Regions from separate parts of the Homo sapiens genome. Here regions 2, 3, 4, 5 and 6 are each linked to region 1. Evidence: chromatin loops called from intact Hi-C (ENCODE). Cell type or tissue: endothelial cell of umbilical vein. All regions are shown on one strand.

Evidence for each region. Hi-C counts contacts between places; a loop is a spot of excess contacts. Peaks named below come from ENCODE experiments on the same cell type or tissue, not always from the same donor. Only the 100,000 strongest peaks of a DNase experiment are listed, where the experiment ranks them.
Region 2: it touches region 1 in a loop (7-fold over the local background); 3 of 110 quality-filtered maps call a loop at or near these places.
Region 3: it touches region 1 in a loop (6-fold over the local background); 4 of 110 quality-filtered maps call a loop at or near these places.
Region 4: a loop joins it to region 1, with 6 times the contacts of the local background. A loop is called at or near these places in 5 of 110 quality-filtered maps.
Region 5: it touches region 1 in a loop (2.1-fold over the local background); 6 of 110 quality-filtered maps call a loop at or near these places.
Region 6: it touches region 1 in a loop (2.2-fold over the local background); 2 of 110 quality-filtered maps call a loop at or near these places.

The regions. Positions count from the first base shown.
Region 1 is chr4:113,977,469-113,982,468 of GRCh38, reverse strand. ARSJ (arylsulfatase family member J) reads left to right here and starts at 2,822. Exons shown (of 2, transcript NM_024590.4): 1 at 2,822-4,032. The coding sequence starts at 3,635. It overlaps LOC107986305 (a long non-coding RNA gene), which reads right to left and starts at 2,656. Exons shown (of 2, transcript XR_001741794.2): 1 at 2,483-2,656; 2 at 941-2,099. It overlaps LOC124900762 (a long non-coding RNA gene), which reads left to right. Exons shown (of 3, transcript XR_007058237.1): 3 at 1,505-1,574. In endothelial cell of umbilical vein, no CTCF peak of the experiment used is centred here; DNase peaks (open chromatin) are centred at 1,988, 2,808, 3,828 and 4,718; H3K4me3 peaks cover 3,118 bases; H3K27ac peaks cover 3,170 bases.
Region 2 is chr4:114,178,107-114,183,106 of GRCh38, reverse strand. No RefSeq gene overlaps it. Among named protein-coding and RNA genes, the nearest start is that of ARSJ, 200 kb to the right of the region's middle. In endothelial cell of umbilical vein, a CTCF peak has its summit at 2,410 (motif pointing right); DNase peaks (open chromatin) are centred at 2,406 and 4,566.
Region 3 is chr4:114,068,599-114,073,598 of GRCh38, reverse strand. No RefSeq gene overlaps it. Among named protein-coding and RNA genes, the nearest start is that of ARSJ, 91 kb to the right of the region's middle. In endothelial cell of umbilical vein, a CTCF peak has its summit at 2,379 (motif pointing right); a DNase peak (open chromatin) is centred at 2,398.
Region 4 is chr4:113,782,869-113,787,868 of GRCh38, reverse strand. No RefSeq gene overlaps it. Among named protein-coding and RNA genes, the nearest start is that of CAMK2D, 24 kb to the right of the region's middle. In endothelial cell of umbilical vein, no CTCF peak of the experiment used is centred here; a DNase peak (open chromatin) is centred at 2,768; H3K27ac peaks cover 362 bases.
Region 5 is chr4:114,270,244-114,275,243 of GRCh38, reverse strand. No RefSeq gene overlaps it. Among named protein-coding and RNA genes, the nearest start is that of ARSJ, 290 kb to the right of the region's middle. In endothelial cell of umbilical vein, no CTCF peak of the experiment used is centred here; a DNase peak (open chromatin) is centred at 2,753; H3K27ac peaks cover 1,848 bases.
Region 6 is chr4:113,465,359-113,470,358 of GRCh38, reverse strand. CAMK2D (calcium/calmodulin dependent protein kinase II delta) reads left to right here. Exons shown (of 21, transcript NM_001321571.2): 17 at 4,755-4,830. Among named protein-coding and RNA genes, the nearest start is that of CAMK2D, 290 kb to the left of the region's middle. In endothelial cell of umbilical vein, no CTCF peak of the experiment used is centred here; DNase peaks (open chromatin) are centred at 1,218, 1,938 and 2,568; H3K27ac peaks cover 2,913 bases.

The sequences.
Region 1 (5,000 bases):
AAGCTTAGGGTGTTCAATAGACTCTGATGTCATTCCCCGTGTCTTCCTCAGGGATGTGAAATAAGTCCTACCTACTGTGGGTAGGGCACTCAGCTGACTTTGATTTTCCTCTTTGAGTCACATCTCATTTGGTCTACTGTGGCATGGCCATTCTTGTTTCTCGGCTCTTATTACTAATTGTTAGTAGTTCTTAGTCTTTCTTAGGGTTAGTGCTGTTTAATCCAGAAATGACCTTTTAGGGCCTGAATTCAGTCCTTCTATCCTGAGCGTAGAGTGTCTGCATGCCTCATGTGGGGATTAGAATTCTAACTCTGGCAGCTGTGTTGTCTCTGTGCTATGTGGCTGGCAAAGACTTTAAAGCCCATTTGTAGGAAGAATATCTTTTGTAAACCATCAGCTTTGAAGTCAGATTTCTAAGTCTAAATTTTCTATAGAAAGCCAACGGCAAACAAAATAACATGCCCTCAGTTTAAATATCACTCCCCTGAACCACCTCACCCAGTAATTGTACCCAGTCTAAATCGTTTTTTGTTTTAAAATTTCTTTGAAAATGTTCCTTTTTTCAGAACATTTGTATAGTAAGTAATACAGTAAGTAACTATTGGAGTTGTAGGGTGATTCATTGATGAATGTATTTCTTCTTCACTCTGGTGTATATTCCAACAGAGCAGAGACTGATTTATTGCATCATTACCTTCCTGTCCTCTAGCATTGGCCCAGCTCCCCAAATACTTGTTGAGTGGAAGAATACCTCATAAGGTTGATATAGATGGAAAAGAAATAAACTGTATATAGCACTATATAAACAAACATACCCAGTCAGTCCTCTGTATTCGCAGGGTCTACATTATGGGACTCAACCAACTATACACTGGAAACATTCAAGGAAAGAAGAAAAAAAAATAACAATACAACAATAAAAATAATACAGTCCAACAACTATTTTCATAGCATTTACATTGTATTAGGTATCATAAGTAATATAGAGATGTTTTAAAGCATAGAAGATACATTAATATGTAGGTTTTATACACATAGTGCACCATTTTACATAAGGGACTTGAACATCCATGAATTTTGGTATCCCTCAGGGTTCTGAAACTAATCCCTGATAGATGCGACTGTATATGTGTGTATGTATCAGTATATAGAATACTATGGTTAGCACATGGTAAGTATTCCATACATTTTGATTGTTTTTTATTATTATTGCTTGGAACCTCAACTGAAAATGTGTCTCCTTCTTGCACAGAACATGGATACTTCTTGTGCTATGTCACAAGAAGTCACTATCTCCCCAAATAAAAGGCTAGATTGACCAGAATGTTTGCATCTTTCCCATTCAAGCACCTGGCTAGGCCCATTAAGCCTAGGGCCCTACCTCTCAATGCTTTTCAATCCCCTGACACTCAGTACTCTCATTACATATTTGGTGACTTAATTTACAGAATTGCTAAACTCACATTTCTGAACATGGCTTCTAAAACTGACTATCTCTCCCCAGCTTAGCCAGAAGGGCTGCAAGGAAGAACAGAGACCAGAAGGCCTACAGCAGCTAGCAAGGTTAACTTCATGGAGCACCATCGTGCCTTTCAAAGTTCCCATTTCACAAAGTTTTGCCTGGGAACTCAGCAGGAACTTTAGCAACAGGAGAGAATTAGAAATAAATGGCTAAATGAAACCTAGATTTATGTTTCAGTCAATTGAGAGAATCTGACATGTTATGTGCCAGCCCACAGTAGGTATTCAGTAAGTAACTGTTGAATAAATTTGGTGGTAGAAAAAAATATCTCAGTGGCTCTTGGCATTCATTGCCTCTTCTATAGAGACTATACTATACATCCCTCTGCTGCCTTTGAGCAGGACTTTAAAACTCTATGACTCTAGTAAAATCAAGAGTATTTTCACAACCAAGATAAGTTTTTACAATGGTTTTCCTCCACATGGTAAAAAAGAAAGAAGGAAAAAAAATGATGAAGCTCCCTGAATTACTGGATGGGAAACACTGGCTTCTTTAATGCAGGAATGCAGACTGGCTTCGGGGTTCTTGAAGGAGAAATGCATAACTCTTCCTCTCCAGGCTTTTGGCTGGAGACACCCTGTGGGTAAGTTAGGGGAGAGGTAAGAGGGAGCGGGCAATTCCAGTATTTTCACATAGGGAAAGGGTAACGAAGAATCAGGCTGTAAAAGCCAGCTATTGGGAGAGGAAATAAAACTTAAAAATTTGTCATCGTTACTGAAAAAAAAAAAAAAAAAGGTAGGGACAAAAGGAATAGGAAAATGATGGGGGTGGGGGGACTAGTAAAGGAAAACCTGCAAAGGAAGTTGGAAAGAGGAAAGAGTGTCATACGCATTTTGTTTTTATTCCTGCTCCTTCTCTCTCACTCCCTCCAGAAGCTAGAAAAAGTTTGCAAGCGCAACTTTAGGGATGGGAGACGGGGCTCTTCACCAACAGCCCCACGAAAAGAAGTGCCCGCTTTACCCTTCCCCATTCGCGCCGCCGTCCTTTCCCTCTAGCGGGGTGATGGGCAGGAGGCGACACTCTTGGGACGCGGTAGCCCAGGCGGATCCCCCGGAATCCCGCTGGGCTGGAGCAGCACGCAGCTCTCTCTCTGGCAAAGCCTCCTCTGCCTTGGCCATCCACCTCCCGGAAAAGAAAAAGGAAAGATCGAGCCTCTAAACAGTCCTTTTCCCCCACCCCCTCTTCCCGGGGGAGCTCAGGAAGAAAGTACCGTTCTGTGATTCACTGGAGAGAAAAGAGGGAGGAGGCAAAAGAACTCGGAGTGCCAAAGCTAAATAAGTTAGCTGAGAAAACGCACGCAGTTTGCAGCGCCTGCGCCGGGTGCGCCAACTACGCAAAGACCAAGCGGGCTCCGCGCGGACCGGCCGCGGGGCTAGGGACCCGGCTTTGGCCTTCAGGCTCCCTAGCAGCGGGGAAAAGGAATTGCTGCCCGGAGTTTCTGCGGAGGTGGAGGGAGATCAGGAAACGGCTTCTTCCTCACTTCGCCGCCTGGTGAGTGTCGGGGAGATTGGCAAACGCCTAGGAAAGGACTGGGGAAAATAGCCCTGGGAAAGTGGAGAAGGTGATCAGGAGGCCGGTCCACTACGGCAGTTTATCTGTCTGATCAGAGCCAGACGCGACGCGTCCACTTCGCAGTTCTTTCCAGGTGTGGGGACCGCAGGACAGACGGCCGATCCCGCCGCCCTCCGTACCAGCACTCCCAGGAGAGTCAGCCTCGCTCCCCAACGTCGAGGGCGCTCTGGCCACGAAAAGTTCCTGTCCACTGTGATTCTCAATTCCTTGCTTGGTTTTTTTCTCCAGAGAACTTTTGGGTGGAGATATTAACTTTTTTCTTTTTTTTTTCCTTGGTGGAAGCTGCTCTAGGGAGGGGGGAGGAGGAGGAGAAAGTGAAATGTGCTGGAGAAGAGCGAGCCCTCCTTGTTCTTCCGGAGTCCCATCCATTAAGCCATCACTTCTGGAAGATTAAAGTTGTCGGACATGGTGACAGCTGAGAGGAGAGGAGGATTTCTTGCCAGGTGGAGAGTCTTCACCGTCTGTTGGGTGCATGTGTGCGCCCGCAGCGGCGCGGGGCGCGTGGTTCTCCGCGTGGAGTCTCACCTGGGACCTGAGTGAATGGCTCCCAGGGGCTGTGCGGGGCATCCGCCTCCGCCTTCTCCACAGGCCTGTGTCTGTCCTGGAAAGATGCTAGCAATGGGGGCGCTGGCAGGATTCTGGATCCTCTGCCTCCTCACTTATGGTTACCTGTCCTGGGGCCAGGCCTTAGAAGAGGAGGAAGAAGGGGCCTTACTAGCTCAAGCTGGAGAGAAACTAGAGCCCAGCACAACTTCCACCTCCCAGCCCCATCTCATTTTCATCCTAGCGGATGATCAGGGATTTAGAGATGTGGGTTACCACGGATCTGAGATTAAAACACCTACTCTTGACAAGCTCGCTGCCGAAGGAGTTAAACTGGAGAACTACTATGTCCAGCCTATTTGCACACCATCCAGGAGTCAGTTTATTACTGGAAAGTAAGTGTTCCTACTTCTTATATTTATTCCTTGGAGAAATCTTAAGCATTTAATGAAGATCCAGCTCCAAATTTAAGGGAGTAACAGAAAGTATGGGGAACAACTGAATGAATGAAGAATGAATGAATGATGTATGGTATTGGGGTACCGTGTTAAAATGGATACAATGTTAATGATCTTAATTTTCTAGTCACTAGTGTAGTCTAGTTTTCCTTTTTACAGAGCCAATTATAAGTTTCTAAATGAGATGAGAACGTATAAATACCCACAAACCAGAGATTTCCAGAAATGGTCTCCTGTTTCAAATCTATTCTACTTTTGAGCATGCTCAGATTTTGTTTCAGATGTCATACTAGAATTCACACTCACCATCACTGATAAGAAAGATCAAAAATTTTTTTTACTCTTGGTGCATTCTTAAATCTAGAATTATCAGAGAAAATGAACCAACGAAACAGATATAGAGTAATGTAAAATATGACCAGTTTATGTATGACTCTGCTTCGGTCTTTGATGGGTCATTTTCTCTTATGAGACCCCCTAATGAAGGCCATATTTAATTAGCAAAGCAGTTCTCAAAATGCAAGGAAATACAATGGTAAGTGCTCAAGAGGAGTCAAACTTCATCTGCAGTTTTCTGTTGCTCTTCACAGGTCTGGAATTTTCTGACTAACCAACAGAAATCAGACTATTTGGATGCTTAAGTAAAGTGCTTTTCATATTGTTGCTGCTTTGCTAAGTAGCTAAATCTTCTACTTAAATTGTTCAAACATTTTCATATTTTTACTCTATCCTATCAGAACACAGGCTACTGTAATTGATTTGGATGTACAAATTCAGCCTGTGGAACGAAGATAAACTAGGAAGGGCAGGGGTTAAGCTGGACAGAGGTAGAAGAAAATCCTTAGCCATTTCAATCTATGTCTTGTGATTTCAGTTGCAGGACAGGGAACCCTTGCTTCTGTGAA
Region 2 (5,000 bases), 200 kb before region 1:
CAGGAGGGCCCTGGGCCTTGGCCACAAAACCATCTTTTCTTCCTAGACCTCTGGGGCTATGAAGGGAGGAGCTGCCTTAAAGACCTCTGACATGCCCTGGAAACATTTTCCCCATTGTCTTGGCAAATTACATTTGGCTCCTCTTACTTATGCAAATTTCTGCAGCAGGCTTGAATTTCTCCTCAGAAAATGGGATTTTCTTTTCTATCACTTTGTCAGGCTGCAAATTATCTGAACTTTATGCTCTGTTTCCCTTTTAAAACCGAGTGCCTTTAACAGCATCCAAGTCACTTCTTCAATGCTTTTCTGGTTAGAAATTTCTTCCACCAGATACCCTAAATCATCTCTCTCAAGTTCAAAGTTCCACAAATCTCTATGGCCGGGGCAAAATGACACGTTTCTTTGCTAAAACATAGAAAGAGTCACCTTTACTCCAGTTCCCAACAAGTTTCTCATCTCCATCTGACACCACCTCAGCCTAGATTTTATTGTCCACTTTATTATCAGCATTTTGGTCAAAGCCATTCAACAAGTCTTTAAGAAGTTCTAAGCTTTCCCACATTTTTCTGTCTTCTTCTGAGCCCTCCAAACTGTTCCAGCCTCTGCCTGTTACCCAGTTCCAAAGTCGCTTCCACATTTTCAGATATCTTTTCAGCAGCACCCCACTCCTTGTATCAATTTTCTGTAGTAGTGTGTTTTCATGTTGCTGATAAAGGTACACCTGAGACTGGAAAATTTACAAAAGAAAAAGGTTTAATGGATTTACAGTTCCACACAGTTGGGGAGGCCTCACAGTCATCGTGGAAAGCAAGGAGAAGCAAGTCACATCTTACATGGATGGTGGCAGGCAAAAAAAAAGAGCTTGTGAAAGGAAACCCCCATTTTTAAAACCCTCAGATCTTCTGAGACTCATACACTATCATGAGAACAGCACAGGAAAGACCTGCTCCCATAGTTCAATTGTCTCCCATGGGATTCCTCCCATGACACATAGGAATTGTGGGAGTCACAATTCATGATGAGATTTGGGTGGGGTACAGTAAAACCATATTGATCAGTAATCTGAACATCAGAGAAAAAGCAGAGCCATGATTTGGGGCTATGCTAGAAGAATGTGATTTTCTCCAAAATCACCAAATAAAAAAGAATATCTGTGTTTTTATGAGAATAAGGCAATAATAAGAGAAGACATAGGAACCAGAAGTGATCCTCCCAAGGAAAGAATTGAGTATGATTTTCTGTACGTCTCTCTGAGTGTGGGGGATGAATAATAAGTGTTTCCTTCTTTTTAACAAAGTTTGTATTATATATATTCTCCAGATATTTTAAAGATAATTTAATTTTACATAGTATATGTTTTCTCTGTAATAAGATAATTACCCTTATTATCTTCTCTGTGACTATTTTTCCACCATTTGGGTTACTCAATTATACTGAATAAAAAATTTGAATACTGTAGTTCTCTATTTGAGGAATGAATTTTTGTCAAAATATCTGAGAGAGTCCTCAGTCAATCCCCATCCTTTTTATGAGAAGTTATTTTTCATTTCATTCAGTTCAACTGAAAATTGAGAGGCAAGGGGTGTTGAGCACTGACTTGGAACTCATAAACTGTGGAGAGTCCAATGTGGACAAATTATGTGCTTGGACCAAGCCAGAAAGAAGCCAATGTTGATGGCTGCATTTTCTTCTCCATTAGGAACCTGAGTAAGTCAAAGAGAAAGCAGGCATAGATGGGATAGACAGAGATCATGTATGTGTTCATTTTGATAATTTTTTGTGGAAAAGTAATTGGCATTTCAGAATAACAATTCTGTAGTTAATCTATACCTCTAGGGAAACTCACAATTTAGCCCTTCAAAAGATTTGAACCATTATAAAGTCAATTTCTTGTGCTAATCACCAGTCTTTGAACAGATAACTTCAGTATAATTCTGAACATCAAAGTCAGTAGATAGGAAATTGAACTTATTAGACTAATGTAATTAATCAAACATAGTACTGGAAAAACATTTACTCTTGTAAAAGTCACTCCAGGCTACCTCTTTATGTGCCATTCTAGCTCTAGTTCTTGAGATGAGATTTTTTTTTAATAAATAAAATAATTCAAGTAATGAAAAATTCTGTGGACAGCAAATTGTCAAATTAGAAATTAGTCTTGTTCATCTTGTTTTATGCAAATGAATGATGTTATCTTCCAAAAATTATATTGAAAGTATTTTTTCTAACATCCTTGAGAAATAGCTGGCCAAGCACAATCTGACAGTTCCTTTCTCTCCCTATTCTGCTCAGAGTCAGCCCAACTTGCATTTTGAGTGAACCCTATTTAGTCCTTGAAGATCACAGGGCTCCGAAACATGTCTGAAGCTTCCATGCCAGAGAAAATGGGGCAGTCAACGCCAGCAGATGGCAGCATCATTGGACGCAGCCCCTACTTGCTGCGTCCCACAAGAGGGCTCATGACTCAGAAGTCTGGGAGGAGGTCGACCTTCCTAGCAGCAACTGAGCAAACATTTTTAATTTCACAGCTACTAGAGTATCCCTGAACAGAATGCTGGACGGACTCTCTTAGCACACTCAGATGAACCACCCCAACCTGCTCACAAGGTATACCCTGCTAAACTAATTCTTGATCAGACAAAGCAAGTGCTTATGGCAGTATTAAAGCAGGAATTCTGAGAAAAATGAGAAAATTAAATTATTGACTGTATTTGAGATATCCAGTTGTGTGCTACAGAATGACAGTTCTATCAATGATAGCCCGTGTACACTACAGTGGTCTCATAAGACTATAATATTGTATTTTTACTACCCCTTTTCTATGTTTAGATACACACATACTTAGCGTTGTGTTACAACTGCCTGCAGTATTCAGTACAATAATGTGCAGTACAGGTTTTTAGTTTAGGAGGACACTCATTCAAGGACACTCATCCCCCTTCCAAAAAATAGGCAGTGGAGGCACCTGAAAAGGGTCTGAACAGACATCCTCCCTCATCTTCCAATAAGAAGGCCTCTGAATGGAGGCACTTAAGCTTGGAATGCAGGAATACCTATGAGCATGATCACTGGGGTAGGGGAGGTGCTGGGAGGCTGAGTCCTCCAATGCAACTCCCTCCAGAGACAGCAATGCACTAATTATACACCAAGCTTGAACTGTGCAGGGCAGCTTTCTACCCATTACCATGGCCAGGTAAAGCCTTTGTAATTTCTATTAGAATTGCGGCCTAGATCCAAACTTCTCAGTTATAAATAAAAATTACTGTGTTTTCACCTTTGCTTACATCTGTTATGCATGTACGAGTGTGTGTGTGTGTGTAATTAATTTTCCTCTATTGTGTTAAGTAGGGATCTACCATATGTTATTAAATATAGGACTCTAAGAGTATTATTTTAATTTATATACTTCTAAGAAAGAAAAGAAAATGCTTCCAATTAAACTATGACTCTCCACCAACTGTAAGAAATTTCAGAAATGTTAAATATGAAAAGAAGTAGTGTTAGAATCAATGAAATGTAGTAACTTTATCTATTTTATTTCAAGTTGACAATCAATGGTCTTTCTACCACTAATTGAATACCTCACACTTTTCTCACCTACATGAAATTTTTCTAAATAAATTATATTTTCACGTAAACATAGGTTTTCTGGACTCTCTATTTAGTTCTATTAGTCTTTCCATCAATTATTACATGAATAACATCCTATCTCAATTCCCATCTTTTACTTTGGTTAGAATTGACATCATTAGAATATCAACTTTTCTAACAGACATTTAAATTGTTCCAATTTTTTTGTACTTACAGACAACGCAAATTTAAATTCATACAAATTCATTTTGTATTAAGGTTACATTTCTGAAGGTGAAATTGTTTATCAAAGGATATAAAATTTAATTTTAATAGATATTGCCAGATTTCTCTCCAAAAATTGGATTAACTTAATGTTCCACCAATTGTGTATAGCTATATTTGTTTCTCCACACCTTTATTAACACTAAATATAATAAAATGTAAAAATAATTGCTGCTAACCTGGTAGTTTCAAACTAACATTTTATTGTGGCTTTATTTGCATCTTCCTAATCATATGTGTAACTGAGAAGCTTTTCGTATTCTATTGGTGAATTATAATTCTTTTTTTAGATTCATTTTGCATAATTTGTCATTCATTGCTAATTCTTCTCTTCCCCTAGCTGACCAACATTTTACCAATATGCAACTTTGTTTCCCCTTAGTAAGGAAACCTTTTTGGTCTCTTCCATTCTTCCACATATCACATTTGTTATTCCACCTTCTTTTTCATATTCTGGTAGCTGGTATCTTTCTTCCCTTAAAAATTTTAACCCCACTGACCCAGATGGAAAAATAAAACTTTTTTCTGTAAATGATTAATACCTTTCCTTTTGGCCAAGTTTGTCTCAACAATTACTGCCCAACATTCCTGAGCTAATTGCTGAACACCCACATTATAAATACACACAGCTGAAGGCTTGGCTGGTGACCTAACAATACAGCATGCCCACCAGGAAATAATTTTCTCTTTTCATGTACTCCACCAAACGTTTCCAAAGCAAAACTTGTTAGCATGAATGCCAATCCACTATCCTTCCCATTATAGCATTTGAGGTTGAATTCACATGTCTTGGAGTTTGTTTCTTTGTGTTATAATTCATTCTAATCACTTTTCCTTTCAACAATCTTTTCCTCACATAACAACATTCATTTCATGTCATTTTAAAAATAGCCAGTAAAGCTAATGTAGCTGCCAAAACTGTATGGACTCCAGAAGCTGAACTCCTAGACAATGCCTGAGAAGAAGAGGTGTAGGTGCATCCCCTACCATATCAAACTGCCACATGGCCATGGGTGTGTCACTGACCTAGGCCTCACACACAGTCAGCTGGAGGTCCATGATAATGGAATGGGGAAAGGTTAGAAAATAGAAGAGAAAATGACTTAGTGAGCACTACCAAGGGACCAGCAGCATTACACAATGAA
Region 3 (5,000 bases), 91 kb before region 1:
CAACCAACTTTTTATTTTATTGAAACTTTGTATGATTCTATTGGTCTGAATTTCATTTAGTTCTGCTCAGACTTTAGTTATTTCTTTTCTTCTGCTAGGTTTGGGGTTAGTTTGCTCTTGTTTTCCTACTTTCTTCAGATATGAGGTTAGGTTGTTAATTTGAGATCTTTCTATCTTTTGATGTAGGCATTTTTAGCACTATAAGCTTTCCTCTTAACACTGCTTTTGCTGCATTCCAGGGGTTTTGGTATGTTGTGCCTCTATTTTCATTTGATTCAAAGAATTTTTACATTTCTGCCTTAATTTTGTTGTTTACCAAAAAGTCACTCAGAAACAACTTGTTTAGTTTCCATGTATTTGTGTGGCTGCAAGAGCTACTCTTGGTATTGATTTCTATTTTTATTCCCTGTGGTCTTACAAGATGGTTGTTATGATTTCAATATTTTAAAATTTATTAAGACTTGCTTTATGACTGAGCAGGTGGTAATCTTAAAGTATGTTCCATGTGCAGATAAGAATAATATGTATTCTGTGGTTGTTGGGTGGGATAGTCTGTAGATTTCTATTAGATCCAATTGGTCAAGTCTTGAATTTAAGCCCAGAATTTTTTGTTAGTTTTCTGCCTCAGTGATCTGTCTAATGCTGTCAGTGAGGTTTTGAAGTTCCCCACTATTATTGTGTAACTGTCTAAATCTTTTCTTACGTCTGGAAGTCATTGTTTTAGAAGTCTAGGCCCTCCAAATTTGAGTCTATATATATTTAGGATAATTAAGTCTTCTTGTTGAGTTGAACATTTTATCATTATGTAATGCCTTCTTGTTTTCTTTTCTCCTGTTGTTGGTTTAAAGTCTACTTTATCTAATATAAGAAAAGTGGCCACTCCTCCTTTCTGTTTTCCATTTGTGTGATAGATCTGTCTCTATCCCTTTGCTTTGAGCCTGGGGGTGTCATTACATGTAAAATGGGTCTCTTGAACACAAGAGAAGGATGGATCTTGTTTTTTTTTATCCAATTTGCCAATCTATGTCATTTAAGTGGAGCATTTAGGTAATTCATGTTCAAGGTTAATAGTGATATGTGAGCTTTTTTTCTTGTGGTATTTTTTACCAGTTGCTTTGTAGTTTTTATTGTGTAGTTGTTTTATAGAGTCTGTAGGCTATGTTCTTATGTGTACTTTTGTGGTAACATATATTGTTCTTTCATTTCCATGTTTAGAACTCCCTTAAAAACCTCTTACAGGGCCTCATGGTAATGAATTCCCTCAGTGATTGCTTGGCTAAGAAAGATTTTATTTTTCCTTCATTTATGAAGCTTAGTTTGGAGGAATAGAAAATTCCTGGTTGGAATTTCCTTTTTTAAGATTGCTAAAAATGGTACACTAATAAAGTTCTACTGAGAAATCTGCTGTTAATCTGATGGGTTTCTTTTTATAGGTAATATTACCTTTTTCTCTAGCTGCCTTTAAGATTTTTTCTTTCTCATTGACCTTTGATAGTCTGATGACTGTGCCTTGGGGATAGTAATTTTGTACAGTATCTCACAGGAGTTTTCTGGATTTCTTGTATCTACGTGTCAACCTCTAGCAAGATTGGGGAAAGTTTCATGAATTATATCCTCAAACATGTTTTCAATTTGCTTACTTTCCTCTTCGCTCTCAGGAATTCCAATAAGTTATAGATTTGGTCACTTTACATAATCCCATATTCCTTTAAAGCTTTGTTCATAATTTTAAATTCTTCATTCTTTGGTTTTGCCTGATTGGGTTGATTTGAAGGATCTGTCTTCAAAGTCTGAAATTCTTTCTTCTGTTTGGTTTAGTATGTTATTAAAGCTTCCAATTGTATTTTGAAATTTCTGTAGTGAAATTTTCAATTCTCTAAGTTCTGTTTGGTTCTTTCTTAATATAGCTATGTTGTCTTTCAATTTTTTGATCATTTTTCTGCCTTCTTTGTGTTGGATTTCAATTTTCTCTTAGATCTCATTGAGTTTCTTTGCCATCCACATCCTGAATTCTATACCAGTCATTTCAGACATTTCATTCCAGATAGGATGAATTACTTGAGAACTATCCTTTGGAGATGATGAAACAATCTGGCTTTTTGTGTTGCTGGAATTCTTGCACTGGTTTCTTCTCATCTGAGATAACTGATTTTTTTTTTTTTGATTTGCTATCGCTTGTAAGGAGCTTCTTGATTTTTAATTCTTTTTTCCCTTGAGGGTATTACTGTGGTGTGTGCTGTGTATAATTTATTGGCTTCATTTCTGGGTGCTTTCATGGTGTCAAGGCTCTGTACATGTTCCTTGGTTGCAGATAGGTTTGTGCTATGGTTTTCTCAGACATTGCCTGTGGTAGCAGCGTAACTTTGTATGGTGATGTAATTCAGGGTTCTTCCAGTAGATGGCATTTAGGAGTAAGAAATAGCATGTAGGGGCAGGAAAAGAGGCAATAGAGATGCATTAAAAAAAAAAAACCCTCCCTCAATCATGAGGTCAGGAGATCGAGACCATTTTGGCTAACACGGTGAAACCCCGTCTCTACTAAAAATACAAAAATTTAACCGGACGTGATGGTGGGCGCCTGTAGTCCCAGCTACTTGGGGAGGCTGAGGCAGGAGAATGGCGTGAACCTGGGAGGCGGAGCTTGGAGTGAGCCGAGATTGCCCCACTACACTCCAGCCTGGGCAACACAGCAAGATTCTGTCTCAACAAAAAAAAACAACAACAACCCTCCCCCAGTACACATTCACCTTCAGTGGGGTGGAGCTGCTGCAGAAGCCTGAGAAGAGGTCACTTTCAGCTCATGCTTCTCAGTCCTGATGGGAAGATCTGCTGCCAAGTCCACAGTGGTGCACTGAGTAGAGACGACCACCTCTCCGCATCCATTCCTAAGCTTTGATTATACCACCTTCAGCAGCTGGTGCCACAGATAATATTTTTATAAAATTCACAGAGAGACATCAGGCTTCCTGCTTTGGCCCTCATGGGTCTCTATATAGAAGAACTCTACCAGCAGGTATATTCAACCAAGTGGTCATTATTTGTATGATCTAGGACCACGTCAATCCAAGAGCAAACTCCAGATGGCTGAGCCAGAACTGAATTTGAATACACTATGCCCCCACTTTTGGCCAAGTTGTACCTGAAAGGTACATGACCAGGCCAATCTGGGGTTGCAGTTAGGGGAAAGAAAGATGCATCATACCCTGGAAAGGACAGGTTGAAATTCCAAATTTTCAAAATTCATTTATAGCACCCTCCTTTCCTTCTTCTTTATTATTACCCAGTATGTTTGTTTCCTAAGACTGCTATAACAAATGGTCATACACTTGGTGGCTTAAATCAGCAGAAATTTATTCTTTCCTTGATCTGATGGCCAGAAGTACAAAATAGACAGGGACATGCTCTCTCTGAAGTGTTAAGGAAGAATCTTTCCTTGACTCTTCCAGTTTCTGGTGGCTCCTGGAATTCCCTGACTTATGGCAACATAACTCCAATTTCTGCCTTCATCTTCACATGGGCTTCTGTGTGTCTCTCTATGTCCAAATCTCCCTGTGTTTTCTTTTATATATATATTTTTATTATACTTTAAGTTCTAGGGTACGTATTCACAACGTGCAGGCTTGTTGCATATGTATACATGTGCCATGTTGGTGTGCTGCACCAATTAATTCGTCATTTACATCAGGTATATCTCCTAACGCTATCCCTCCCACCACCCCCCACCCCACAACAGGCCCTGGTGGGTGATGTTCCCCTTCCTGTGTCCAAGTGTTCTCATTGTTCAATTCCCACCTATGAGTGAGAACATGTGGTGGTTGGTTTTTTGTCCTTGCGACAGTTTGCTGAGAATGATGGTTTCCAGCTTCATCCATGTCCCCACAAAGGACAGGAACACATCCTTTGTTATGGCTGCATAGTATTCCATGGTGTATATGTGCCACATTTTCTTAATCCAGTCTATCATTGTTGGACATTTGGCTTGGTTCCAAGTCTTTCCTATTGTGAATAGTGCCACAATAAACATATGTGTGCATGTATCTTTATAGCAGCATGATTTATATTCCTTTAGGTATATACCCAGTAATGGGATGGCTGGGTCAAATGGTATTTCTATTTCTAGATCCCTGAGGAATCGCCATACTGACTTCCACAATGGTTGAACTAGTTTACAGTCCCACCAACAGTGTAAAAGTGTTCCTATTTCTCCACATCCTCTCCAGCACCTGTTGTTTCCTGACTTTTTAAGGATTGCCATTCTAACTGGTGTGAGATGGTATCTCATTGTGGTTTTGATTTGCATTTCTCTGATGGCCAGTGATGATGAGCATTTTTTCATGTGTCTGTTGGCTACATAAATGTCTTCTTTTGAGAAGTGTCTGTTCATATCCTTCTCCCACTTTTTGATGGGGTTTTTTGTTTTTTTTTTTTGTGAATTTGTTTGAGTTCTTTGTAGATTCTGGATATTAGCCCTTTGTCAGAGGAGTAGATTGCAAAAATTTTCTCCCATTCTGTAGGTTGCCTGTTCACTCTGATGGTAGTTTCTTTTGCTGTGCAGAAGCTCTTTAGTTTAATTAGATCCCATTTGTCAATTTTGGCTTTTGTTGCCATTGCTTTTGGTGTTTTAGACATGAAGTCCTTCCTCATACCTATGTCCTGAATGGTATTGCCTAGGTTTTCTTCTAGGGTTTTTAATGGTTTTAGGTCTAACGTTTAAGTCTTTAATCCATCTTGAATTAATTTTGGTATAAGGTGTAAGGAAGGGATCCAGTTTCAGCTTTCTACATATGGCCAGCCAGTTTTCCCAGCACCATTTGTTAAATAGGGAATCCTTTCCCCATTTCTTGTTTTTGTCTGGTTTGTCAAAGATCAGATAGTTGTAGATGTGTGGTATTATTTCTGAGGGCTCTGTTCTGTTTCATTGGTCTATATCTCTGTTTTGATACCAGTACCATGCTGTTTTGGTTGCTGTAGGCTTGTAGTATAGTTTGAAGTCAGGTAGC
Region 4 (5,000 bases), 190 kb after region 1:
AAATTTAGAATGTCTTAAAGTTTTCCATATTATCTTCCTATTAGGAAGGGAATATTTCCTTTAGAAGGGGAATACTTTCCAAACATGCTATATCTATAGAATACATTTTTGATCACCTACCATGTATCAGGTAGATACTAGTGATAAAATGCCAACACACTTTTCCTATTATCAAAAAGAGAGTTTATTGAGATATACAAGAATAAACATAATACTGTAAAACAAAGTGTGCTTAGGTGGTAGATGAAGAAGGACAGAAATTAACATTTATTGAGTGGTTACTCTGAATCTGACATGATGTCAGGCACTTATTTCATTTATTATCATAGCAATCTTCTATATTAAATATTATGAGAGAGGTTAAATGACATGAATTTAATCCATACAGGTAGTATGTGATGGAGCTGGGATGCAAATCTAAGCACTTCCTTTTCAGAAACATGTAGGTAGGAAAATTGTCTAGCTCTCTACTCATCAGTCCCCTATTCCATTCAGGTCTCACCTGCCGCTAAGTACCCATTCATTCAAGTCTAATATTTTAATAACATTTCTAGCCTTAAGAGCTCTGTAAGAACCTCTGTCTTAGTAGTTTTAGTATAAAGCTCATAAAAATAGTTAAGAATAGCTACCAGTAATAATTATCTATAACTATTTAGACTCTATGCTTCAGATTATAGCCTCCTGCTACACATACTGAAAAGTTTAAGTACTTGAACCATCTTAATTTTCCATCTCTCATAGGTCTCTGACCATTTTCCCTTAATCTCTCAGCCTGGTATCCTGATCCTTACAACCTGACAGTTTTAAACTGAATATTTTGTGTTATCACTCTGTTTCCTAGCTGACATCTCTGAACACAATCTCTTACCTTCCTATTTACCATTTAGCTAATATTACTTCTACATGGCCAACCCCAGATCCTGACTGCTTCTAACTTATCCTGCACACTTAGCATCCAAGACTCAGCAGGACAGTTAACTTTAGGAAAAGTCATAACAGCTCTAGTGAATAAAGTCAGCAAATAAAATTCAAAGGTAAACACAGAACTTCTGAGATTATAGTTGATAAGTTTAGTAACACCTGAGAATAGTTAGTAACACTTGTTCCTGTTTTCTGTCCAAATTTTTAAATACTCAACAGATAAATTTTATTGAGATGTGTCCAGCAGTTATTTTAGCAAATCTGCCTCATTTGACTTAGTCTAAATAGTAATCATTGGGTATTAAAATAGTTCAATCTGAGTAAGCATCTGAAGGTTTGTTCACAGTCCAGCAATTTTGGCAGATTAGAGAATAAAACATAAGTACTATTCTTTCAGAGACTGTGACCCACACAATTAAAAAATTCTAATTTTACCAGTCTGGCCTCTTCCATATCCTGCTGATTATATAGTGAAACTACTACTGCTCTATTTGCCCATGAACTTGAAGATATGGCTATGAAGCATCAAATGAAGTGAAGATTGGCAAATTATCTACCTATTTGAATAGGAATATCAACTATATAATTCAAACCCTCTATTTTCCTAGTTTTAGTCATTTTACTGAATCATTTGATTTAGCTGGCCACTTAGATCAAGTAATTAAATAAATGCTTAAACTATTAAGAACCTACTTGTGGACATCAAAACTTAAAACCATTCCCTGTTTCAAAAAATACTTGCTGCTGCTTACGTTACTTCTACTTGTATCCTAGGTATAGTCATGGCATCCATCACGTGGGCAATGTCAGCAACTGACTAAGTAGTAGAATACATTCAATGCAATGCCAGCAACTACTAAGTAACTGGGATACATTCATTTATCCAGGTTTAATGTGATGCTTCTGTAAATGTCCCAGAGGATAAAAATTTTTTGAAAAAAGGATTCTTTGTTGCTTCTGAGATATGAGGAAGTGCTCAAATCTTCCTCTTTCAAAATGTCAGAGAGTCCTTATTCCAGACTTGCACGCCTAAATTTTTACCAATGGTGGAAGTTGGTATGATTCTCCTGTGCAACTCAGAATATAGGATTCATATCACAGACCCTCTGGGACCCTGGCTTGTGCAAGCTCCACATAAGCCCTGGATATTCAATAGTATTTTCCTTAGGGAAGGAGAGTGTTATGAAATTGAAAGCACATGAAGCTATTTGGCATCTCCTATTTTTAAAAAATTTAGTATAATTTTAAATAATTTAAATGCAAAATAGAATTTCTAATTTCATTACCTATGCCAAAATTTCTGTGACATTTCATGACACTGTCACTCTAGCATTCTTTCTGTCTCAGTGAAATTGGTGTTTGAGGATTCTTTGCATATTCCTAGCTGAGTTTACTGTCAACCAGAGTCTAATTTGCATATTTCTCTTACAAACTCAAAATAAGTTTTGATCATATTTGAATCATGTAAGCCATTTTCCCCCTTTGAATCATTTTACTTTACAGAAAGTTTCTTGTCTTAAAACAGTTACAGTAATAAATAATAAACATCACAGTAAAATTAACACCTTCATTTTTTCTATTTTTGTCATTGCAGTATTTAACCTTTAGTTTGATTAATTAAAATTCTATCTCTTAGAAGAACATAAGCATAATCAAGAGAAAACCTACAAAATCAGGATTATGTATGTGCAGCTCCTGGCACAATGCTTACCCTTAAGTAAATGTTCAACAGCTAGTAATAATAGTAACACAACTTAAGCAGACTTCTAATTCGTTTACTCCTCAAAGACTATTGAAGAGTAGGTCCTGAGTTTGTCATCCAGTTTGTGGATATGATCCACTTTCTGGCACAGATACAAAGTAAACCACAGTTCTTGGGTCAAGAAGCTTAGTGTATAGTGAGAGAGACAGAAGGTTTGTGCAAAGTGCTATTTGTGCACTTTGTGTGTTGGGTAATAGAGGAAATGACTAACTATGGGATGTTGAAGCCAGAAAATAGTTCACAAAGCAAGGGACTTTTGAGCTTTAGAGATTCTGTGGGAGTTTTTCCAATAAATATAATTACTTAGTAGAGAGGGCTTTTGGGGGAATTAAAGATAACTGAATTATTGCTCTTTTGCCAGCAACATTGGGCACAAGATTTTCTGATATCCCAGGAATGAGACCCACCTCCTCCCTATCACCCCATCTTCAGCTGAAGGCAATAACAGCCACCCCATGACCTCCAAACTCAGTGCTCTGTGGCTTCTGAAATGAATTTCATCATGCTTCCAATACCAGTCCAATACCAGCTCCCTTGTATCACCCTCAGAAATCCAAGCTTCCCAGTTCACCTAATTTCACAGGTATTTATCACCACCCTGCTTTCAGCGTCACCAATCTGATCACATCTCCCACATTCTTGGTCATCCAAGTCCTTCCACCAAAGCTTGTTTCCAGTTATCAGAAAATTCCTCTACTTCCTTAATCTTTTTATTGAACATTTCCTTCAGATTCTTGTTGAAATTAACCTGACTCCAGCAAACCCTGCTTTCCCTAGAGCCCTTCAAGTGGAAAATGTCTTTATTTTTTCTTCTTTTTCCCCCCTGAGATGGAGTTTCACTCTGTTGCCCAGGCTGGAATGCAGTGGAGCCATCTCAGCTCACTGCAACCTCCGCCTCCTGGGTTAAAGCGATTCTCCTGCCTCAGCCTCCCGAGTAGCTGGGAATTACAGGTGCATGTCACCATGCCTGGCTAATTTTTTGTATTTTTAGTAGAGACGGGGTTTCACCATGTTGGCCAGGCTGGTCTCGAACTCCTGACCTCGTGATCCACCCACCTCGGCCTCCCAAAGTGCTGGGATTACAGGCGTGAGCCACCACACCCAGCCTATTATTTTCCTCTTATATGCTACATACTACATACGCTTAGAGCTTGAGGTAGCGTCCTCTCTGCTCCCTGTTGCTACTTCCAAACTGTCACTCCTATTTCACACTTCAAAACTCTGTCTTTTGAAACACACGTTATCATTCTTTGCCACTATGGATTCCCTTCTTGTTAAGCAACGTAGGGACCTCTGAGTCACTGCTCTTCACTCATTTATATATTTTCTGTCATCATGGCTATCTACTTCAAAATCCAATTAGATGACCCAACACCTTGACCTCAATCCCTTTGTTTCCTTACCTCTAATAATCTTGTCCTCTATCACTCTTCCGTGACCCACTCATGTGTCATATCTAGACATTGTCATCACCCTGTACCATCTTTGAATTTCTCTTTTAAACATCTCATTCTGTCATTTCCTATTCTTCTAGCCTACTTACTCTAGTACTCTACTCATGCAATTCACCAGTTCATTACTAGCACTAATTCATTAACCCCATAACTTTCCTTTATTCATCTTACCTCGTGTCCTCACGTCACTTGTACAGCTTGTTTTTCATGTTTCCATCATATAACTACTTTTTTTTTGAGAGAGAGAGAGAGAGACTGAGTCACATTCTATCACCCAGGCTGGAATGCAGAGGCATAAGCATAGCTCACTGTAACCTCACCTTTCTGGACTCAAGCATTCCTCCCCCCTCAGCCTCCTGAATATTTTAGACTACAGGTGCTCACCACCACACCCAGCTAATTTTCTTATTTTTCTGGAGATGGGGGTCTCACTGTGTTGCCTAGGCAGGTCTTCAACTCCTGGGCTGAAGCAATACTCCTGCCTAGGCCTCCCAAAGTGTTGGGATTACAATTATGAGCCATTGTGCCCAGCTTTACTTTCTAACAAATGTCCTTAATGCCCCTTTTTCTTTCTCCCTCAATTATTCTTCCCTGGCAAAACCTAAACACTGGTCAAATCCAACTAACTGTTAATATGTTCCTACATTCAAGTGGTTGAACACTACTGGAGAATGTTACATAATTACGCTTATTGGAATCAGCGTGAACAACATCTTGCTGAAGACAATGGCTAATTCTATGCTTTCATCTGTCACTTCCTGCTCGTTAAAAGATTTTTTTTCTCTAGGTATGTTACCTATTATTGTGTGTTTCAGCTTGAGTGTGCTTGCATTTAAAACCACCATAAGTGCATTTTTATATAC
Region 5 (5,000 bases), 290 kb before region 1:
TTTACCTGATACATGCCTGGCTTTCACAAAAAAATATAAAGAATGTCAAAATGCAATAAAAAATGCCATCTGATGAAACAGAGAATCACCATAATTAGACTCATGGCTGAGATAGGTATTGAAATTATCAGACTGGGCGTTTCAATTAATAGGAATTATTATGGTAAGGGCTCTAATGAAACAGTAGATAATATTCAAGAGCAGATAGGTAAAATAAGTTGACATATGGAAATCCTAAGAAAGAATCAAAAGGAAATGCTAGAAGTAAAAAACATAGTAAAATAAATGAATACTGCCTTTGACGGGCTCTTCAGTGTACTCAAAACAGCCAGGGAAATAAAGAGTGAGCTTGAAGATAAATCAGTTGAAACTTTCCAAACTAAAATAAACTGAAAAAGAATCTTAAAAGAACAGACTATCCAACAACTGTAAGATAATATCAAAAGTTAAAATATATGTATAATTGGAATATCAGAAGGAGAAAAACAAAAAATGGAGCAGAAGAAACATTGGAAGAAATAATAGTTGAGAACCTTCCAAAATTAACACCAAACAAAAAATTACAGATTTTGGATGCTCAGAGAAGCATAAATATTAAAAAAAAAACACAAAAACATAGACACATATACTTAGACGTGTCATATTCAAGCTGTAGAAAACCAAAGACCAAAAAAACATCTTTAGAGAAGCCTAAGAGAAAATAAAGTACTTGATTTCTGGAGGAACAGGGATAAGAAAGACAGTACACTTCTCAGAAAAAAAACATGCAAGGAAAAAGAGAGTATGACAAAATCTTTAGTATAGAAAGATAAGAACCACCAACTTATAAGTCTACACCCGGTGAAATTATCTCTCAAAAGTTAAGGAGAAATACAAATCTTGTCAGATGAATGAAACTGAGGGGATTTTTGCCCAAAAGAAATGTTCAACGTTTTTCAGACTTTCAATTTGGGCCCATCATGTAAGGAACTTGAATGTTGTTACTTTATCCTAACAAGGAAAAAGCTGAAGAAGCTCAAAAATCAACAACTTGTCCTAGAGCTGTCAGAGAATTCAGGTGTCAGGGCAAATCACTGACCCCAAAATTGGATTGACAGACAGGTGCATACAAGGAGTCATGGCTTATTGAAGCAGAAACGGCCATGGGAACTAGAACCAGAGCAGAAAAACCTAAACAGTAATTGATTGCTAGAGGCTCATTGTAGGCAAGTCTGAGAGTTCAAAACTCCAGGATGGGGAGCAGTGATAGGGAGTCCCCACACTTTTATGAGTTTTACCTCCAGGAGTTCAATGTGGTTCTCCCAGTGCACAGTGCAAAATCCCTTCATGCTTCCATCATGGGGATAGAGGACTAAATGCACTTATAAAGTTCACATTTCAGAGGCACAAGCTAAAACCGAGACCTAATCATAATCACTAGAATTGCAAAGAATTTCTGTAGATACTGAACCCTCAAGAAGATAGAGCAGAACTCTCTACTTCTAAAGTATGGGCTACACATAAAAATTTCCTCCAAAGAGCAGAACATAGGAAAGGGGAAGAAAAAAAGAGTAACTTTACAGTGGAGAAATCTGAAAAGCACTATCTCAGCCAGGTCATCAAAGCCAACATCATCAGTGATAAATCATGTTGACAGTATGTACCTTTGATGTGATGTGATAAGAATAACACCTGACCTCTGTAAATTCTTTTCCCAAAAACCTATAATCTGAAACCAGGCATAAGAACTATCTCAGACAAATTCCAATAGAGAAAAATTCAACAAAATACCTAGCCCACACTTCTCAAAACTGCCAGTCATCAAAAATAAGGAAGTCTTTCTGTGCTTGGGTTATTTCACTTAACATAATGATCTCTAGTTCCATCCATATTGCTGCAAATGACTGGATCTTATTTTTTTTTAATGACTGAATATTCCATTGTGTAAATGTACCACGTTTTATTTATTCACTCATCTATTGATGGACACTTAGGTTGTTTCCAAATCTTAGCTATTGTAAACAGTTCTGCAAAATGTACACACCTACTATGTATCCATAATTTTTTTTAAAAAATTAAAAGTTTAAAAATTTAAAAAAAATAATAAACAAAGAAGTCTGAGAAATTGTAACAGCCAAGAGAGCCCAAGGAGATATGACAACTAAATGTAATATGATATCCTGGATGGAATTCTGGAATATAAAAAGACCATTAGGTAAAAATAAAGGAAATCTAATTAAAGTATGGATTTCAGTTAATAACAATGTATCAATTATTTCATTAGTTATGACAAATATACCAAATGTAAGATATGAACAGCAGGAGTAACAAGATATACTATCTTCACAATTTTTCTGTAAATCTACATTTATTCTAAAATTAAAAGTTTATTAAAATTGCCTTAAAACTTGTATGCATAGATAAAACAACTTGAATTTTAGATGTATAGGCCTGAATTTCCTCATTTTATAATACAAGAAACTGACTTCTGGAGGAAATGACTAAACCAAAATCACACAATTCTTGAACCCTCATCTATATTACTGAATGCTGCCACCATGCCTGTTACCTGAGAGATTTCCTAAGTTTCTTGAAAATTCATAGTGTGAAAATCATCAATATTAGTAAATATGTAAGAAGTGTAAAGCCCTTTGAATGTAGCATGTTAATTTGACTTCTTCCTGAAGTATTTTTTGTCAAACTCATTGGATTCAACAAAAACCATAAGTGCTTAAAAATCATGACCTCACCCAGCATTACTCATAAGACAGAACTGTTTATACAAAGTAACAGTACCATAAGTCATGCTGCCCTCTGAGTCAATTTGCTTCAGGAATAACTTTGCAAGACAAGCCTTACTTTCACAGGAGACTTTTGACTAAAGAAAAGACATGAGTGGTCAAAAAATTTCCTGTTTATTTTTTTAAAAATTTTTGGCCAAAAAGAAATAATTGTCCTGGGAAATTGCAACCCAGAGCAGTTACATGGATTCTTTGTAATAATTTATTTTCAGTAGCATACTTTCTTCTCAGTTCATCTAGTTTACATTTCTAAATCCAATACGCCATAATCATACTAAAATCATTGGAACGTGATTTGATGACACAAAATGAAATTGGGTATATTAGATCCCAAGAAATAAAAGAGCTCTTAATTGAAAGCCTTGCAGAACAGGGAACATGCCTCACAGCTTTTCAATACTTTTTTCAATGCCTACTTTGACTTGTTTTAAATACTTAAACTCTAGTTTCCAGAAACAAAAGTAATGAAATAATATGATGCCCCTTAGCCCTATAGAAATATTAAATCCATTTTGCTAGATTAGCCAGTAAGTACAGCATTCAATATTACTCAATTATTTCATCCATCTGTTCAATATGGTAAAATGACCTTCCTAGTCATCTTTCCATGAAAAGAAACAATAGAGAGAAAAATTCAGTAGGTCTTTCAAAGTAAATAGTAAAGGAAACTAATTATTATTAGGCATCATGAATAGTCCTTAATACATTATTTCTCTATTTTGAATTTAAATATGATAGACTACTGTGGAGTAAACAATTTACAAAACAACAACAAAATGTTTTTTAAAACTCTTTAAACAGATGCTTAGTTTTTAGGGTTACTTTGGCTTCTGTTTTTCTTACTCTTGTATGACAGAAATTTTTTAGGGCTTATGTCTGGTGAAAAGATCTTTTAAAGAATCTTAGGTCCATTACTGCATGTGTTATAGTACTCACTTCCTTGGTGATATAATTAAATTTTGAGGTGACTGAGGTGAACGATAACTTCAATGCTTCTTTTAAAAAACAAAAGTAAAAAACTAAATTCTCAGTTCTAAACCTCTGATATTTTTTTCTGGGTCTTTATAAAGCCCATGAAATATTGTGTTTTTCTTTTTTTCTCCACTGGTTGTCTTTCTGTTGACTTTATTCACTGATCTTCTTTCTTTCTTTCACTATCTAGAAGTCTTGATTGTATCATCTGTTCAGTTATTTTATTGACTAACCCCAAACCAATTCTATTGTTTTCCCCTTTCCTTATTTCCCTCATGACTCAATCTGATCACTCCCTCTTTTGTTGACATTATTCCTTTTTTATTCCAGGACCTTCTTTCTTTTAACTGAAAATCATCCTTTAACTTCATAAAGTTCATATTACAGATTTAAAGGCTTAAAATACATAATGTTAACTTTCATTTTCACCTTTCTAAATGAAGGTTCTTAAAAAAGCTCTATGGGCCATTTTTAGTTGATAAAGAGTGTGAAAATATGGTTCATTACAATTTCATGAGTGAAGCAAATGGGATTAATAAACTGAAACTGTACAGGAAAGGAGATGCCCTAAAAGTGACATTCATTGCTTCTTTCATATCACACTAGTGGACTGACTGACAATGCTAAACACTCTTGAAATTGCTAGCTTGCTGGGCAATAAATTTAAACAAATGCAGCACATGATGAGGCTGAACTGAAAGTTGATTAATGAAGACATTAAATTGAAATTGTCTCCTTTCTCCTAAAAGCCAAAGCAAATTAACAACTGAAAATACAAAATAGTCTTTTATTTCTTCCTATTATTGCCTAAAATTTCCAAAAACTAGAACATAGTTGCCTAGCTTGATATTATTTAAAGCAAAATCCATCATCCACATGCTCTGCAATGGTGTGTGTGTCCCTTTGCGTGTGCACATACATAATGATACAGCTGGCTGAAGTAAAATAAAGCCTCTTCAAAATCAAATTTTTCTCCTTGTGGTTCAATAAAAAAAATCTATTTAGGTAAGAATTCAAATCTAAAATTAATCATTTTGATCACAAATGTGTTGCCTATCTTATACTTTATACATCATTATATATTTTTTTCTGGGGATACATAATCAGTGAGAAACTTGTTTGAACTTAAGAAAATGAAAACTTAATCTAGTGGGACTACCCACTTCAGCTTAAATTACTACAACATAAGATAAATTATAAGTGCTTAAGGGAATAAGGAAAGATTTATGGTAGTTTGGACAACAGAGT
Region 6 (5,000 bases), 510 kb after region 1:
AAGGCATTTTTGAAGAAATAATAGTTGAATTGAGATCTGATAAAAGAAGTAGGAGCAAAATGGGGGGGGTGCAGTTTTCCAAGAAGAGAAGACAGTACATATAAAGGGCTGGTAATAGGAGGCAGAATGTCCATTTTGAATTGGTAAAACAAAGGAGCAAGAGTGGATTGGAGAAGATAAAGTCAAAGAGTCTGAATGAGTCTAATGAGATGGGCAGAGTCCAGATTACGCAAGGTTTTGTAGTCTCTCTTCAGGTACCTATCCTGAGAGCAGTGAGAAGGTTTTAGAAGAGTTCAAATAGAAGGTTATCTGAAGAGATAGGCATTTAAAAAAAAGAAAGAGAGAGAGAGAGGTGGTTGCATTGTAGAGAACAGAATAGTGAAGAGCAAAATTGGTTGCAGAAACACTAAATCAGAGGGCTGTTACAGAGCCTGGACAAGAAATGATGGGTGCTTATACCCAGAGAGAGTGGGGGTGAAGAGGAAAAAAAGTCAAAAAGAAGAGGAAGGCAAATTCAACAGAACTTAATGGATTGGCTTGAGGTGCTGGATTTAGGGAGTCAAATATGATCCTCAGGTTTCTTTCTGGCTTATGCAACTGAGAGATGATCTTGCCATTCACCAAAATGGGGATCCATGGAAGAGCAAGCAGGCTTGTAGTGGTGGAAGTTCTTAAGCTCAGTTCAGTATATGTTGGGTTTGAGGTCCATTTGAGATACCCAAATGGAGGCTCAAAAATAGCCTTGACACATAGATCTGAAGGAAGAGTCTAGAAAGGAGGTTAACAATTTGGGAGTCATTGGAATATAGATGACTATTTAAAACACTGGTGTACACAGGACTTTAGGGATGCAGCATGAGATAAGGAGAGGGACTCAAATTGAGTCTTTAGAAGGAATTGAAGCATTTAATATCCAGGTAGAGAAGGATAACATGGCAAATGAGAATGAGAACATGTAGAAAAGCAAGAGAGTTAAGTAAAAGGAGAGTGTTCCAAGACAAGAAGGTGGGAAGGAGTGATCAGCAAACTCCATACCTTTGGGCAATGCGCATAATCCCTTTATTTATCTGTTAAACCAAGAAATAATCACTGCATTCCTGAGTATTGTTATAGTAACCAAATCTAATGTTTGAGGAAATGTTGAAATCTGTAAGTTGTTTTATTATGTAGTTACTCTCAGTTCTTGGGTTTTATTTTGTTTTCAAACACTGGGATCATTCACACCCTTATCTTACTCTTCCAGGCCTCTTAGAACAAGAGCCAAAAATATATGAATTTGAAAGGGAAAATGTTCCCAATTCTTTGTGCATAATTGCATGGAAAGTAATTCCACTCAGAACCTGGAACATCTCTCCCACTTGGTTTTCTCTTTTTCCTTTTCCTAAGAATCTAGAAATCGCCAGAAAGTACTTTGTGTCCTATGAGTATAGGCTTGAGCACTTCAGTTCTAGAAATAAACCTAGTAGGTAAACAGCTTCCTGCGATTAAATGGCTAGCTCTGGAGTGGAAGAAGCTTCTGGTATTCAGGGAACACCTTACTGGTACATTCTGCATTCATCGTGGTATAATTAGGGACACATCACAAGCTCTCCACTTTGACTTTTGGAGTGGTTATTTATTACTTGGTGTTCAGGAAGAGGGAAGGCCAGATGAGAATGGACCCCCTCCCCACACAACTTGTCTGTCCAAGCCACTGACACAGTAACTGTTCCTCAACCTCACTGCTGATTGAGAGTAGAGCTAGCTAACACCAAACCCTCGCTCTTCCTCTAGGTCAGATGCTGGGCTTGTGGCAACAGTTCCAACAACAAGCTGACTACTATATACAAATGATTCATTTCCAGCCTTCTGCTTTCCTTTAAAGAGTCAGCTGTCATGTGCCGCCTGTGACTCACTCAAGCTCCTTTGCCCCAGTGAAATAAGCACTCTAAAGATTCCTGAGTTCCAGGCCCCTCCTAAGCCAAACGAGTCACATTGTTTTTATGGTGATACAGCACAGAAGCATCCTGGCTAATTCCCATTTGTTGTCCTGCCAGCAAAAGCACCATCGTTTCTAAGCATAAGAAGTGAGAGAAGGCAATTTGTGTTGCTTTGTTTATGCAGGACAACCCTTAAGCCAGTTGTGGCATGCAAAATACTTAAGAGTGAATGCGTATTTCCACAGTGGTTCAGAAAGTAAAAGATGGCCATATACACCCGATGATTCTAATTCCATATTATGCTTGTGAGGCAGTGCAGAGACTTTCAGAAACTTTAGGAAGTGATCCTAAACTCTTCACACTCTATAAACTGAAGCCTACCCTAATGAAGCTCCACGAAGGACGTTGATCTTATGCTCATTTCAAATTGGCCATGTTTTCTAAACTGTAGTTTTTCCTATCAGCTGTATATCAGACCAAAAAAAAAAATCTGTTAGTTTGAAATGAGGATTTCATGTGAGAGAGAAGTTTTGGTGGCCACATTTTTATAATCTCATTTTCTGAGATCCTCCTCACCCGTATCCCTTATATTCCAGAATCGGGTCAGCTGTCATTAGCTTTTGCCAAATGTTCATACTGTTGAGGGCACAGACAGATGAATCACCTATTGCCTAACTGAATTAAGCTAAAATGTGTCACTGGCAGGATCCTTATTACAAAATCATGCCCTGATACCACTTCTGTCACTATGTTTTGCTGTTGAATGTATTATTGATATTCATCAATCAAATGAGCAAGGGCAAGAAATGTTTTGGACTTCTGTAGGAGCTGTGTTATATTACTTTATATAAATGAAAAGTAATTATGTAACTAAATATGAATTCTAACCCATATAGTGATTTTTTAATATTATAGACCTTGACATTGTTAGCAACCATATTATGGACTAACTTAATCACATTTTATAGGATAGTTTATTACTTGTATTTGTTATGATATAGTCTCATATAGTCTCGATGAAGTAAAATGTGGTTTATAGAAAATTTATTTTTAAATAATGTCATCACCTAGGTAACCTGAAGTTTCAGAGTGAAAGTAAGCATTTAAGCTTGTGGTTAAAATCTGCTTGATGAAGATCAGATTCATAAAAAATGCAAACTGGTTTCTTTAGTCAATAAAGAATAAAACCTGAGGTCAGCTTTCTTCGTGATCAATAGCCTCACTACCTCAGTAAGATAAGATGGGAAGTAACATTTTGTGATTCCCAGTCTATGTTCAGTGATTTTAAGGGAATATCGCAATATTCTTAAAATCCAGTAAAATTTGATTTCTAAAATATTTCATGCAGTAATTTTATAAATAAGAGAACAGTGTTCTGAAATCAAGAAAAGTTTATTAGTCTCAATTGATTAAATTCACAAACATTGAGCATCTATTCCATAAAAGACACTGAACAAAGCTTTTTAGGCTATACAAGAAAATAAAATGTTCTTTGCCCTCGGGAAGCTTTTAAGTTAACAAGGAAGACACATTACACAGTACAGAAAGTTTAATAACAATTTAAAACAAGTAATAATGTGTTTTAAACTAAAGAAGGTATCAAGAGATAGCATATGCATAATTGCCGAGTGATACAGATGCTGCAGGCTTTCAAAAAAGAGAAAGAACACTTGAGGCAGATGTCAGTAGAAACAAATTCACTGAATAGATAGGATTTGAGCCAAACCACTATTAATAATTTCACCAATTATGGGCTAGGAATAGAAACAAATCATGATTGGTGTTGGGTTTGACAGCTATACCTGGAGGCTTTCATCTTATTATCTGCCTACATCTACAGTATTGATTCATATGTCACTTCTTCAATTTGTAGAGTTTACTAAAGGCCATTTGTCTAAAAACAAAGGCCAGTCACAGTGTCGGCATCCTTTTGTAGAGTTTGTCAAGCAGAAAAGTGAGAAAATGCAAATAATTATATAAAGTTCAATATCTCAATGCAAGATATCATCTTTACTCTGAAGATAGACATATTATTAGAATGATACTTTTTAAGATTGTTTTTAATAACACTTGTTAACTATGAAGAGAAATATGTTTACTAATCCAATCAAGTTAAGGTAGTAAAAACTAATTTTATTTTATTTTATTTTATATTTATTTATTTATTTATTTATTTATTTTTGAGACGGAGTTTTGCTCTTGTTGCCCAGGCTGGAGTGCAGTGGCGTGATCTCGGCTCACTGCAACCTCCACCTCCCAGGTTCAAGCAATTCTCTTGCCACAGCCTTCCCAAGTAGCTGGGATTATAGGCATGCGCCACCAAGCCCGGCTAATTTTGTATTTTTTTTTCAGTAGAGATGAAGTTTCTCCGTGTGGGTCAGGCTGGTCTTGAACTCCTGACCTCAGGTGATCCGCCCACCTCGGCCTCCCAAAGTGCTGGGATTACAGGCATGAGCCACTTTGCCCAGCCTTAGTAAAAACTAATTTTAAAAAACATAGCCTTGACCGACCTTTCAGGTGACTGTTGTTTTCAAACAAATGGAAAATAGCAGTGCTTTCCAAACATGAATGTACTCAGAGGTCACCTGAGAGTCATGTTAAAATGCAGATTCTGGCAGGGCACAGATCACACCTGTAATCCCAGCACTTTGGGAGGCAGAGGTGGGAGGATCACTTGAGCCCAGGAGGTCAAGGCTGTAGGGAGCTGTGATTGCGCTACTGTACTCCAGCATGGGTGACAGAGTGAGACCCTATCTCAAAAATTAAAAATGAAAAAGAATATTTAATATGACTTTTGTCTTTTATTCTTACCCAACTCCATATTTTTGCCTTTAGCACGAAAGCAAGAGATTATCAAAGTCACTGAACAACTGATCGAAGCTATCAACAATGGGGACTTTGAAGCCTACACGTGAGTAGCGGACGTTTACTTTGCTTTCATGCATATGGTAAATATATTTTTTATATGAATGCATTATTCAACATGTCTGAATTCACATATATTTAATTCAAGGTTTGATATGTTAACAATAGTTTTATTTCATAAATGACTAAGTGCCCCTAGGAGAGAAAAATTTCAGA